2 separate regions of the Homo sapiens genome follow, and region 2 is linked to region 1. A link is a contact called in ENCODE Hi-C or POLR2A ChIA-PET data. All regions are on one chromosome and are shown on one strand. Each heading gives the region's core, a stretch centred on a gene start or an enhancer-like site at or near the end of the contact. The rest is flanking DNA. Distances are from core to core; before and after follow the strand shown. Region 1 has its middle 40 kb from the start of AGL. Region 2 overlaps DBT (dihydrolipoamide branched chain transacylase E2).

Region 1 (6,999 bases), core at 1,232-3,731:
CATTTATTGAGTTTTACGTCTTTTAAAAACTCCTGGTTTTATTTTGGGATCAAGTTGAATATCTGTGATGAGAAGAGTAAATCCCTTTCTCCACCCCTGCCTTTTGGCACCACTGTGATGCTCTTAGACAGGTGTTCCACGCAAATGAAACATTTTTTTAAATTAAGAATGCAGATTATATATGCAGGCCCCACAAAACTTTCTTTGTATGAGGAGTTGAGATAGCTCCTGAAAGAGAACTTATTTTAAAGAAATCAGGCACAAGCTGATTCAGTAACAGAGCCTTGGTGGGAGAGAAGGGACAATTCTGAACAAAGAATGGTGTTTGACAATTATATTTATTGCCAAAAACAGTCTCCAAGGACTTATATTGCAGTCCTAGGAAGAGGGGAATGATGTAAGTAAAACCAAAGAACTGTGTATTAATTATTGCTGTGTAACAAATTACCACACATTTAATGGCTGAAAACAGTTCACATTTACAGATGCTCCTCAACTTACAATGGGGTTACATCTCAATAAGCCCACCATAAGTTGAAAATATTGTAAGTCAAAAATGCATTAAATATATCTAACTTACCGAACATCATAGTTTAGCCTAGCCTACCTTAAACATGCTTGGAACACTTACATTAGCCCACTATCAGGCCAAATCATCTGGAAACACAGTACACTGTAGAGTACCCAGTTGTTTACCCTTCTGATTGTGTGGCTGACTGGGAGCTGTGGCTTGCTGCCACTGCCCAGCATGGAGAGAGAATATTGTACTGTATATCACTAGCCTGTGAAAATATCAAAATTCAAAATACAGTTTCTCCTGAATACTTAACGTCCTTTGTCCCATCATGAAGTCACAAAAATCATAAGTTGAACCATAGTAAGTCAAGGACTGTCTGTATAAGCTCACAGAATCTGGGCATAGCTTAACTGGGTCCTCTCCTTCAAGGTCTCTCATCAGGCTGCAATCAAGGTGTTGGCCAAGGCTGTGATCTCATCTGAAAGCTCAACCGAAGAGGATGATCTGCTTCCAAGTTCATGTGGTTGTTACAATTCCCTGTGTTTTGTTGGACTGAGAGCCTCAATTTCTTGCAGCTGACAGCCAGCAGCCACCCTCAGTTTCTTTTCACTGAGTCTCCCTAGCATGGCTGCTTGCTTCATGCATGCAAACCCAGAAGGCGATCAAGAGAGTCTGCTAGCATGTAAATTAGCGCAACCACTATGGAGAACAGTTTGGTGGTTCCTCAAAAAACTAAAAATTGAGTTACTATATGATCCAGCAATCCCATTGCTGGGTATACCCAAAAGAAATGAAGTCAGTATATTGAAGAGATATCTGCACCCCTATGTTTGCTGCAGCACTGTTTACAATAGCTAAGATTTGGACAAACTAAGTGTCCACCAACAGATGAATGGATAAAGAATATGTTATACATATACACAATGGAATACTATTCAGCCATAAAAAGAATAAGATCCCATCACTTACTACAACACAGATGGAACCGGAGATCATTTTACTAAGTGAAATAAGCCAGGCACACAAAGACAAACACTGCATGTTCTCACTTATTTGTGTGATATAAAAATTAAAACAGTTGAACTCATGGACATAGAAAGTAAAAGGACAGTTACCAGAGGTTGGGAAGGATAGTGTGTGGGGCAGGGAGAAGGTGGGAATGGTTAATGGGTACAAGAAAATAGAAAGAATGAATAAGACCTATTTTATCATTTACCTATTTTATCATTTATCTGTTGTGCTATCGCACAACAGAGTGACTATAGTTAATAATAACTTAATTGCACATCTTAAAATAACTCAAAGAGTGTAAATGGATTGTTTGTTACTCAAAGAATAAATGCTTGAGGGGATGGATACCCTATTCTCCATGATGTGGTTATATCACATTTCATGCCTGTAATCAAAACATCTCATGTACCCCATAAATATATACACCTACTATACCCACAAAAATTAAAAAATAAAACTAAAAAAGAGAGTCTGTTAGCAATACAGAAGTTACAATACTGTCCAGTGTAATTGCAGTGTGACATCCCATCACCTCAGCCATATTCTGTTGGTTAAAAGCTAGTCACAGGTCTCATCCACACTCCTGTGAAGGGATTACATAAGCCATAATATCAGGGACAGGGACATATGGAGCCCATTTTAGAATCTTTCTGCCTCAAACTGGTTCATCAAAAACTCTGAAAGTCACTGGAGTATCAGCAGCATGCTTTAGTAGAGCGTAACATAAGAGAAGAAGAAAGTATTTAGTAGTGGAATCTTCTCGTCAGTGTAAGAGCACAGAGAACCTAGAGGGACTTGGGAACAATCTGAGGCTGAAGGATACTAAAACAAACTAGAATTCCTTGTATTTTTGTTTCGGACCAGCCTTAAAAGGGAAACACATTAAAGTCAGTAAATGTAAATAACCACACGGTGGCAGTAGATGCCAAGAAATTTTAAGTGTTACGTGTAACTGAGGGCATGGAAGAGCAAGTTTATCTCCCTATATGGCCACCCACGTTTTCCTTTCTGTCTGACTGCTGGAAGGAAAGGGGGAGGTAACTAGAATCTTTCCACACACTCATCCCTGAAGCACTACCCATAAAGTATTACCACTGAAGAGTGAGGACATAGACAGTTCACTGTATTCCTCCCCCAATTCCTAGAAGAGTAGTAAGGGTCTTAAGGCGGGAGAATGAGACCTCCTGAAATACTTATGAAGCCTTCCCTTATCAAGTACTCACAGCCAAATATTTCAGAGTGGCGTTAATTAAAACAATGTCATACTTGGTCTGCTGTGAAGCCTGCCTAGTTCAGAGTTGATACCACTGGGGAAATCCCAGGGGAAAATAAGTGTCAAATAAAAGAAGGAATATTATTTCCACAAATGAGAGACATTAAGGATAAAGGCTTAACACCATATAGGCATGCCTCACATATATATACAGTGCATATATTCACACGTACACTGTACAGAATTCCATAGTTAGCATTACCCAGTCAGAGTGACTAGATCTGGCATTAATAAAAGAGGAGATAACTCAACAGAATTGAGTGCTCCAAAGTTGTATTACGAGAGAGGTTTTATTATCTGAGTTTATGTATAAACCGAGAAATCTTAATAAGACCTTTTCTGATTGTCTCATATCTTCTTAATTAGTCCATATCCAAAGGGGTTAATAACTGGCACTGTTCGAATTTGTTTAATCCTGAGATATTCTACAAAGGCAGTTTGGTGTTACAAAAGTGAAAGTTCCTTATATGTTTAGGTTTTCTTTTTTTCATAGACAAGGTCTCACTATATTGCCCAGGTTGGTCTCAAACTCCTGGACTCAAGCTATCCTCCCACCTCAACCTCCCAAAGTGCTGGGATTACAGGCACGACCCTCTGTGCCCAGCTACGTTCTTTTTCTAGGTAATATAACATTCCCTTTTGCTAATAGATGGGCCAAAGAGTTTGAAAGTGCCTCATCAAATCTAAAATGGTTGTGTTTGTTTTATATAAATGACAATGGTCCAATAGTTGGCTAGTCTTGGAGGGTTGGTAAATTTCTTTCTTTCTTTTTTTTTTTTTTTTTTCTGAGATAGGGTCTCACTCTGTCACACAGGATGGAGTGCAGTGGCATAAACACAGCTCCCTGTAGCCTCTATCTCCCAAGCTCAAGTGATTCTCCCACCTCAGCCCCACAAGTAGCTGGGACCACAGGTGCAATCCTCCCACCTCAGTCCCCCAAGTAGCTGGGACTACAGGCATGCGCCACCAAGCCCAGCTAATTTTTGTATTTTTGTAGAGACCAAGTTCCACCATGTTGCCCAGGCTGGTCTCCAACTCCTGAGCTCAGGCATTCTGCCCAGCTCAGCTCCCCGAACTGCTAGGATTACAGGTGTGAGCCACCATTTCTGCCCAAGCGTTGGTAAATTTTTAACATTATCTTTTGCCAACTATATACCCATACAAATCACAATAATATGTAATCACCTGAGGAGTTAATATGAGCAAAGATCTGAATCAATTGAAAAGGTGAGCTATGTAGAAATATGGGGAAAAGATTATTCCAGAATGAGAAAACAGCAAGAGCATGTTTGTTACATTCAAGGAATAGCAACATGGCCAGCCTGCTTGGAGTACAGTGAGAATGGGATCATTTGCTAGACTCACAGAGAAAATTTTAAAAATAAGAAATAAAAGTTTAAAGAAAGAAAAGGAAAGAGTGGTGGGTGATGAGGTCAGAGGGAGAAGTAGAACCAGATTGTGTAGAGACTTGCAAGCCACACCAAGGGCTCTGGATTTTACTCCAGGTGTGATGAAAACCAGTGGAGTTTTCTGAACACAATTCGTGGTTTTAAGAGGTAACAATAAAACATATATTCTTTTTTTTTTTAGGTTTGAAAAAGGAAAGTTTATTAGAAAGGAAGAACACTGCAAATGGGTGCAGGAGTGTGCCTCAGCAAGAGAACCAAGTGTGCCCCTGACATACTCTAAGTCTTACATAAAATGTATGTGATATCTGTGATTCATACTTACTTGGAGAACTGAACAAGTGAAGAGGTCTGAATTACAATACATTTGTGGGAAGAACTGACAGAATTGGATGAATTGAATGTGAAAATAGGAGATGGAAAAATCAAGAATTACTTCAAGGTTTAGAATTGCTATGGTCTGAATATTTGTGTGCCCTCACCACCTGCCAATTCACATATTGAAACTTAATTCAACTCCCAATGTGATAGTATTAGGTGAGGCTTTTCGGGGGTGATTAGGTCCTTCAGGATAAGAGATTAATCCCATTTGTGCCACTTGCCAAATGGAATTAGTGTCCTTGTAAAACAGGCTGCCTTGCCCTTTCTACTGTGTGAGGACACAGGAAGAAGGTGCCATTTATGAACCAGGAAATGTGCCCTCATCAGATACAGAATCTGCTGGGGCCTTGATCTTAGACTTCCCAGCCTCCAGAACTGTGAGAAATGAATTTCTGTTTTTTATAAGCCACCCACTTTTTGGTATTTTGTTCTAGCAGCCCAAATGGACTGAGATAAGGGAGATGGGGAGGGAGTGGAACATGTTAGGGAGCATATCAAGATGTGGCTTCAGACAAGTCAAACTTAAGATACCCAGGGAGTTGAGAATCATTTCAGACCTAGAATCAGCAGAACTTGGTGACTAGCTAGATTGGAGTTAGCAAGGAGAAGTCTCTTGAGCTTGCTACGTTTGTCTCTTAGATGAACCATTCCTAATACCTTCAGGTTTCTTCCAGGCACATAACCAATACAACTAGGATTGAAAATCTCCAGACTACGACAAACTCAGAATATTTTCCTACAATAATTGTAATATGTTGAGTAAATGCATCTGGTTCATATTTAGCTATAACTTCTTATTTAACAAAATCAAAAATAGTCATTGGAGAGGATATTTTTCGCCTTTCAATTGATAGTCACCATGTCCTTTGGATTATGTAGCTAAAAAACAAAACTATTAAAATCACAGCCATCATAGTTACTTCAGAATTGTTGTGGCTCTGAGTGGATAATAGTAATAACTATTGAGCAATAACTATTGAATAATAACAATGAACAATTATTTCAAGCCTGTCACTCATCATAGTGAGAGGATGACCAAAAGAAAAAATGGTTTCTGCTAGATGATCTTACAGTCAAGTTCAGAGACCAAGAATAGCAGGAAACAATTAGAAAACAAAGCTGGAAATTTGTGGCATTCACTACAAGTTAAAGTACATAGAAGTGAAAGGATAGCATGAGATGGAGAATTTAATAAGGGCTTCATGAAGGAAGTATGCCTTGAATTCGACATCGCAAATGGATAGACAAAGGGATAGGTAGTTTATTTTAGACAAAAGCATGCAAAAACATTAACTTGGAAGGTACTGGAGTTGTGAGGAGATGGTTCTGACTAGAAAAAAGAGTTATGTTTTTGAGGACACAGAGCAGTAAAGATAAATGGCAGAAGTACGAAAGTATAGGCAGTCCCCAACTGACAAACAGCTCACAATTATAAATGTACTCCCAGATTCTTTAATATTATGCACACATACAAATATCTCATGCTCAGCCAGGCGTGGTGGCTCACGCCTGTAATTCCAGCACTTTGGGAGGCCAAGGTGGGCGGATCATGAGGTCAGGAGATCGAGACCACCCTGGCTAACATGGTGAAACCCCATCTCTACTAAAAATACAAAAAATTAGCCGGGCGTGGTGGCGGGCGTCTGTAGTCCCAGCTACTCGGGAGGCTGAGGCAGAATGGCATGAACCCGGCAGGCAGAGCTTGCAGTAAGCAGAGATTGCGCCACTGCACTCCAGCCTGGGCAACAAGAGTTGAGACTCCGTCTCAAAAAAAAAAAATCTCATGCTCAATCTGATGACCTTGCTTTTTAACTCACTGAGAAACTCGAAGGAATCCGAAGAGAAAAACAACCTTATCCCCCAAACTACCAGCATTTGCACCTACCAGCATTTGCACCCTGGCATTCTGCCTTCTCTCCTGTCCTCAGCATGAACGGTAGAGGTCTTATCTAAGGCTAATCCCTCTACTTGTACACCAAGTTTCTTCAATCTCACCTACTCAAGGGCATTGCCCCAGCAATTCTCCCTGTGTGGATTTCTTGTATTTGCCCCTCCAGATCCATTTTCTACCCTGCTGTATGCCTGAATCGATATGTTCCCTTGGTCTCTGGCTTCCAGATGGTTTTGGTCAATGAGAAGGACTGGGGATCCCAGGAAAGGGCTGGGGATGTGTGGGGAAAAGCGAAGTGAAGTTGGAGCGTTTATTTTTCCAGCTCCCTCCCTGTGGGCTGGCTGAGTTCATCCACCAAATGGTACAAGCAGCCCTCTCCACACAGCTCTCTCATTCCAGGTTCTGGAATCCTTTCCCTTTCCCTTTCCCTTGTCCCTTCATGCTGAAAGGTGGTATTGATGCCAAACTGTAACTAACCCCAGAGCACTGCACTAATCATTTCCTTACACTATGACCACAA
Region 2 (6,999 bases), core at 1,727-4,226, 380 kb after region 1:
TTGTCTTGGCACCCTTGTCAGAAAAACATTTGACCATATATGTGAGGGTTTATTTCTGGGCCTCTATTCTATTCCATTGGTCTTTATGTCTGTCTTTATGCCAGTACTACACTGTTGTGAACACCGATACTCCTTTATGTGGAAATCTTCCAGGTAAGGTTGGGTGGATGGATGTGTGTGTGTCTGTGTGTCTATGCAAGGAAAACTCTTAAATAACAGACTGTACACTTGCCAAATGTTAATGGGTCATTCTTCTCCATATTTTGAGATTTATATTAGAAAGTTATGGCTACATCCTAACTTGAACCACTTGGTCTCACAAAACAGAGACTGTTTCTAAGGAGAGGTGGGGAATGTTGGTGGACACCAAATGTCTTTCCCCTGGACCTTAAACTCTGATTCCAGTCAGTCTCATATGACTTCTGCTACATTTCCCCACAGTTTCAATCTTTTTTTTTGAGACAGAGTCTTGCTCTGTTGCCCAGGCTGGAGTGCAGTGGTGTGATCTGGGCTCACTGCAACCTTCACCTCCCAGGTTCAAGCAATTCTCCTGCCTCAGCCTCCCAAGTAGCTGGGACTACAGGCACCCACCACCACACCCAGCTAATTTTTGTATTTTTTAGTAGAGATGGGGTTTCACTATGTTGGCCAGGCTGGTCTCAAACTCCTGACCTCGGGTGATCCACCCACCTCAGTCTCCCAAAGTGCTGGGATTACAGGCATGACCCCGGCCCACAGTTTCAATCTTTTAATACCTTAAATATTTAAGTTACTAAAATAGCTAAGAAAAATTGTTCATTTTAAGTGCTAATTATTCCCTTTTCTTTTTTCTATTATTAAATATGTATTTTATGAATAAAAAGTTAATGTTTTTAACTAGGAATTAAAATGTACTTCTGATTTTTAGGTTTGTTTTGTGCCAGTTGTCATTTTTCATACACACACACACACACACACACACACACACACGCACACACCCCACCATCAACACCACCACCACCGTCGTTTCTGTAAACCAATCAACAGTGGAGACACTAGAGACTATTATATGAAAACTGTTTATTCTATAGCCTACTGGGAATTGGCCAGAAGTTAGAAGGACATTGGAAATGACTTTTAAATCTCCATTTGAGAAAAAGCATGCCATGAGTCTAAATAACCAATTTCATTTAGCAAACAAAATACAAGTAAACAAAACACAACTTCTCTGATGAATGAAGTGGTTACCATATTTTTTCCCATTGTGTAAAGATAGTTCTCATATGAAATATATCACCTAAGCAGTAGTAATCAGAATATTCTGCAAACTTATTGGGGGTAATTTAAACCCCAAATCGGAAGAATAGAATAAAAGACATAAAAGTCTTTCTTCAAAAGAAAAACAAAACAAAACAAAAAACAATACCCCTTCGGTGTCAAATGATACAGAAATGGCACTGGTTTCCTATATGTTGACTGAGATACTTTTTACTGCATAGCAAATTAAAAAGATATGCTCATCCCACTTTTATTTTTATGCACTACTTTTAGTTCTGCAGAAATAAAAGCTATACTGAATTTAAAACTTTTTACACACATAATCCTGTGCAAACTATGTAATACTTTGTTTGTAGGATATTAACCCAACTTTCTAATATATTTTGTATATGTCTCTTTTTGTTTATTTGAGACAAAGTCTCACTCTGTCACCCAGGCTGGAGTGCAGTGGTGCAATCACAGCTCACTGCAGCTTCGACCTCCTGGGCACAGGTGATCTCACTTCAGCTTCCCGAGTAGCTGGGACCACAGGCGTGCACCACCAGGCCTGGCTAACTTTTTGTATTTTTTTTTTTTTTTTTGTAGAGACGAGGTTTTACCATGTTGCCCATGTGGGATATTTTGTATACATTTCAAAAGGCAACTACAAAAATTGGTTTTTCATATTTCTACAAATATTTTATGGAATGTTTAATATCTTGTAAATGTGGAAGCTGTGACAAATTTTTGTATTTAGAAAGTATGACAATCTGAAAATCAACATTTTACAGAAGTGACACCATTCTGTTGAAACTGGAGTATACTGCACTTATATATCATTATTTCTAATATACACCTAGTTATTAGAGAAATTAGTGCACTAAAGGACAGTGGTGGTTTTTAAAAATGATTTCTTCACTGTGGCAAGTTTGTCCTCCTCTGTCCAAAGCAACAATTGAACCAACAGGCCCTTCTAATCTTATGCCAGCAACACAATGGGATCGAGGCCAGGTTCTTGTGCAATTTGTGAAACCTTTGGTTTGCAGAGTTGTTAGCGTAGTGGCTCGGCTCATCAGCTCTGAGCATTTGAATATCTAATGTTTCAAACTGTTAGTCCTGTTCTGATTTATATTCATCCCTGCCATTCCTATTAACTTAATTACACCTGCCCACAACTTAATTTACTTGCCTTTGTTACTACAGTTTGAACTCCAGCTACATTTTTCTAAGAAATTAAATTGCTAGGTTTTTATAGCTGACTGCACTCTTAGAACTTCTCTACAGACTTTATGATCTTTTTGGACTTTACTTTTTAGCACATCTTAGGAACTATTATGAAGTTTTCTCGCAGCACACTTGAAGTTAAATAGCTTTTTCCAAGTTTAATACAGTTTGATGGCTCTTCTCGGGGTGTAGATGAGTGGGGGCACTTACATTGCCCGTTGGAGGAGACTCTGCCTTCTGCTCAGCCAAAAATCAGTGTGAATCCCTTTGACTGTTCCATCTTTCCCCATATCAAACCTAAATTATTGATCTTCCACCTGTTCTCATTTCTTCTGTCCTGTCTCTTGTTGAGTCACAACAGCTGTTCCCCATGCTCTGCGTGGTAACATTCCACATGGTACTCCATAAAAGCCTGATATAGATGACCTCTCTATAACAGAACTGCAATTATTCTTGTCATGCTTCAGTTGTTTCTGTGGCTCTCCTCTGGACTCTCTCCAAATTCTCCTGCTCAGTTTTAGCAAGCTGGCCTGGAGTTCTCTCACACGGTCTGGCTAGCACAGTAATTTGCTTGTGGTTAAAAGCCTTTGTGCTCAGTACTGAGACTGCCACATAATGAATTTTCATTTCCATTTTATTCTGAACTTGCAAACATCAGAGATTCGTGCTATCTTCAGTGTTTAAGTGGTAATGCCTTTTGTAAAATAAAGGAGGCTGCAGGCCAGGCACCGTGGCTCATGCCTGTAATCCCAAAGCTTTGTGAGGTGGAGGCGGGCAGATCACTTGAGGTCAGGAGTTCGAGACCAGCCTGGCCAACATGGCGAAACCCCATCTCTGCTAAAAATAGAAAAATTAGCCAGGCGTGATGGTGCATGCCTGTAATCTCAGCTACTTGGGAGTTGAGGAATGAGCACTGTTTGAACCCAGGAGACGGAGGTTGCAGTGAGCAGAGCCGAGATCGCACCACTGCACTCTAGTCGGGGTGACAGAGTGAGACTCCATCTCAAAAATTAAAAAAAAAAAAAAAAAAAGCCTGTGGTTATTTTGATGGGATAGCAAGGATAACATGAACCATGTAAGGTTTGGCATAAATAGTTCATAGTTGACCTGGTCTGTCTGACTGTCTGAGATGTCACTGAGTCATTTGATGACCTTGAAATGCTAAAGCATTGGAATGAATGTCTGTAGATCAGGACAGAGGTGGGTTCAGAGAACTATTTAGGAGACATCTGGGTGGGAGTTGTGGCCAACACTGATTACAGGTGAGCACTGGGGAAAAAAGCCAGGATTGCAAGGAGTTAAAGATCACCCATTCAAGAAGTTTGGCAGAAGGAGCAAGACAGGAAATTTATTCATTTAGTGGCAGTCAGAGGTAACAATATAAGAAAAGCATTCTGAGTCTTCTTTTAGGCAAACTGAAATTTGCCATTAGAGAAGGGAGTTCTTTGTTTTTCGTTTGTTTTAGGGACTATTTAAAAAATAAGAACATTTGTGTCTTATTAGTTAAGGCAGCACTATCCAATAGAATTTTCTGTGATGATGGAAACAGTCTACATCTGTGCTATCTGGTATGGTGCTATAAGCCACATGTAGCTATTTAAATTTAAATTTAATTAGTGTGGCTACTGAGCAATTGAAATGTGGCTAGTATATCTGAGTTGAATTTTGATTAATTAAAATTAAAATTTAAATTTAAATAGCTACATGTGGCTAGAGGCTACTGCATTAGACAGCTCAGAGTTCGAGTTTTACTAACTAGACTTGCAGATTAATCTCAAAATATTAATGTCTTAAAACAATAAAAGTGTATTATTCAACTATCACATCCAAACCAATTGGTGCTAGGGTGTAGGGAGGGGAGCATTCTGCTCTGCCTAGTCATTTGGAACACTGGCTCCTTCTATCTTGTGTGGTGCCATCTTCAACCTTGAAGGGTGCATGTTGGAGGGGAAGAGATAGAATATGAAGAATCTCTTGAGAAGTGTTATGGGCCATGTCTGGAAATGGCCTACATTACTTCAACCCATATACCCATATTCTAATAGTTACAAATAAATGACATGGCTCTACCTAACTGCAGGCTGAAAGAAAAGGAACAAGGTTTATGGACACATAACATTACCCTGCCACAATGAAATTTGTAGAGGTCTGGGATCAGTCTCTAATACCTCCTCCATAAGGAAATGGAAATAAATTTTAATCAGTGTGCTAAGGGAGTAAATCTGGTACAGTTCTGGATGTGAGGAAGAGACTGAAGGATCAAAGTGGGGCAATGGGGGTTCAACATGGGGCAGGGATCAGGAGGAAGAGATGGAATAAATAATAGAGGACAGAAAACAGTTGGTATTTGCTGATGGAGAACCACTTCTCGGAAAGAGAAACAAAAAGAAAGTGTGAGAATAGAAATTTTGAGGTGAAAAGGAGAGAAATTCAAGGTTCTTAGATTGAATCACTTTGTCTGCTCTGAGGTTATTTGCTTATTATGACAAGCCTGGGAAGACGTTTGGGTAGGTGCTTAAAATTAGAAGAAAAGACCCGAACAGGTACTGTAAAGAGTGCCTTGGGCATGCGCTGTAGAATTTGGAAGGCATTTGTTTCAGACTAATCTGGTAATCCAGATATTTCACAGAAAGTGTCATGTAAATTCAAATAGGTATCTTCTTTTTCTCTTGATAAATATTCCTGTGGTAAGCCATGGAGTTCTGTTAATCTTCTGTTTGACCAAATAACTAGGATTGGGAATTTTAACTTAACCTTTTACCTTTTACCATAATTAAGGTGCCAGTATAAGAGTAGAGCATTAAAGCTAGTGAGTATATTAACACGCAAACATTTTAAGAAAAATCAGATGAATAGAGAATACTGAAGTTAGTAATTCACATTTTGACAGCATCAGTTGAACTGTCAGCATAACATGAAGTTTGAGAGTAGAATTATTTCTCAAATTAACATTGAACTTAAACTGGGAAGAAAATACAAATGTTTTTTGTTGGAGAAATTATAAAATCTTGGAATTGTAACAAACAGCTTCACAGTTTAATAGTATCTTATGTATTTGCCTTCCACTCCCTACTCTACTGCCACCTCAGCTTCCTCTCTATCCATGTCATTAAAGAACTCTCTTAGAAAAATTCATAATTTAACACGAACTGAGGTGGGATGGGGTGGGAAGGCAATGCCTTACTTTACATAGTTAACTTCCTTTTTAATCTGCCCATAAAAAAATTCTCCCAGATTCCCATTCTCGATCCATGTAGTTGAATGAGGATGGCTGACTCCTAGGCTCCAAAGGTGACTAAGACTCAAGTGTGGACAGAGTATTCTATTCTCCTGCCCACACTGATGGGCACATGAACCAAGAAAGACAAAAGGTCTCCTGGGGGTGTGTGTATATATATGTGTGTGTGTATACACACACACACACACACACACACACACACACACACACACACACACACACACACACACAGAGTCTTGCTCTGTCGCCCAGGCTGGAGCGCAATGGCACAATCTCAGCTCACGGCAGCCTTTGCCCCCAGATGCAAGTGATCCTGCCACCTCAGCCTCCTGAGTAGGTGGCACACAGGTGCATGTCACTTCATCGGCCTAATTTTTTTTTTTTTTGGTATTTTTTGTTTTTTGGTTTTTTTGGTAGAGCTGGGGTCGCCCAGGCTGGTCTCAAACTCTGGACTCAAGAGGCCCACCCATTTAGGCCTCCCAAAGTGCTGGGATTATAGGCATGAGCCACTGTGTCCGGCCTCTCTTGGTGATTTTGACTGGAAATGATGTGGGTTCACACACATGATCCAATCTCAAGAAAAGACAGTGTAGAGGGAAGGGGGTAAAACCACCATTAAGAACTGATTGGGAATATAGCTCAACTCTAAAAGCACTGCTCTTCTCTAGGTTATTGGCACAGACCCACTTCCAGTGATAGCTTTAATTATTGGCTAAAGCTTTTGCTGTGAGGGCAAAAACTTCATCTATCTAATTCACCTTTATCCATAATCTCTACCCTAGAGCCTGGAACTGAATATACAGTTAATAAATAAGTGCAGAATGAACTAACTAATCACTTACAGCCTGAATTTTACAAATGCCTTTGAAGACTTCATGGAAACATTTGTATTCTTGGTACTGTAGGGCAGTGCTGAGCCCTGTCATTTCTTTCTTAAACCATAGTTTACTTAGAAATCAGCAAGGAAATCCATCAAGTGATTTTGGGGATCCACTTTGAGTGGGAAGCCATGAGAAATGCCCAAACAAGCCAGTGGGCTTTCCAGACTAAGAGCTATCACTTTCACTCTTTCTACATAATCACTTCTTACATAGGTTTCAACATAAGGTACATTTTGATCTCTAAAATATAAATTCATACCAATTTTAGCTTCCATCCTCAGACTTCCTTTCCTGTTGTACTTCCTTTTCAAATATCAGAGGAATGCTCAAAATAATGAAAAGAGCCTTGATTTTCTTGCTGACCACTCGCAGCAATAATTTTGGCTTCTCCCCCATGTACATATACCTTCTAATCTCCAG

What was found. A loop is a pair of places that touch in the nucleus more often than their neighbours do. ChIA-PET counts read pairs that join two places held with the same protein, here RNA polymerase II (POLR2A). Pooled maps may share reads with other maps.
Region 2: a pooled map shows a loop between it and region 1 (2.6-fold over the local background). The contact joins two enhancer-like sites. A Hi-C loop is called at or near these places in 5 of 50 pooled maps. POLR2A ChIA-PET finds 5 or more read pairs at or near these places in 2 of 52 experiments (GM10248 and activated T-cell).

The regions. Positions count from the first base shown.
Region 1 is chr1:99,806,395-99,813,393 of GRCh38, forward strand. No RefSeq gene overlaps it. Among named protein-coding and RNA genes, the nearest start is that of AGL, 40 kb to the right of the region's middle. RefSeq lists an enhancer at 2,880-3,380. Within about 2 kb of position 2,482, at least 4 of the 41 ENCODE cell types and tissues checked have a DNase peak (open chromatin) inside an H3K27ac peak, as active enhancers do.
Region 2 is chr1:100,185,880-100,192,878 of GRCh38, forward strand. DBT (dihydrolipoamide branched chain transacylase E2) reads right to left here. Exons shown (of 11, transcript NM_001918.5): 11 at 1,040-6,999. Among named protein-coding and RNA genes, the nearest start is that of LRRC39, 11 kb to the left of the region's middle. RefSeq lists an enhancer at 2,786-2,935. Within about 2 kb of position 2,977, at least 10 of the 41 ENCODE cell types and tissues checked have a DNase peak (open chromatin) inside an H3K27ac peak, as active enhancers do.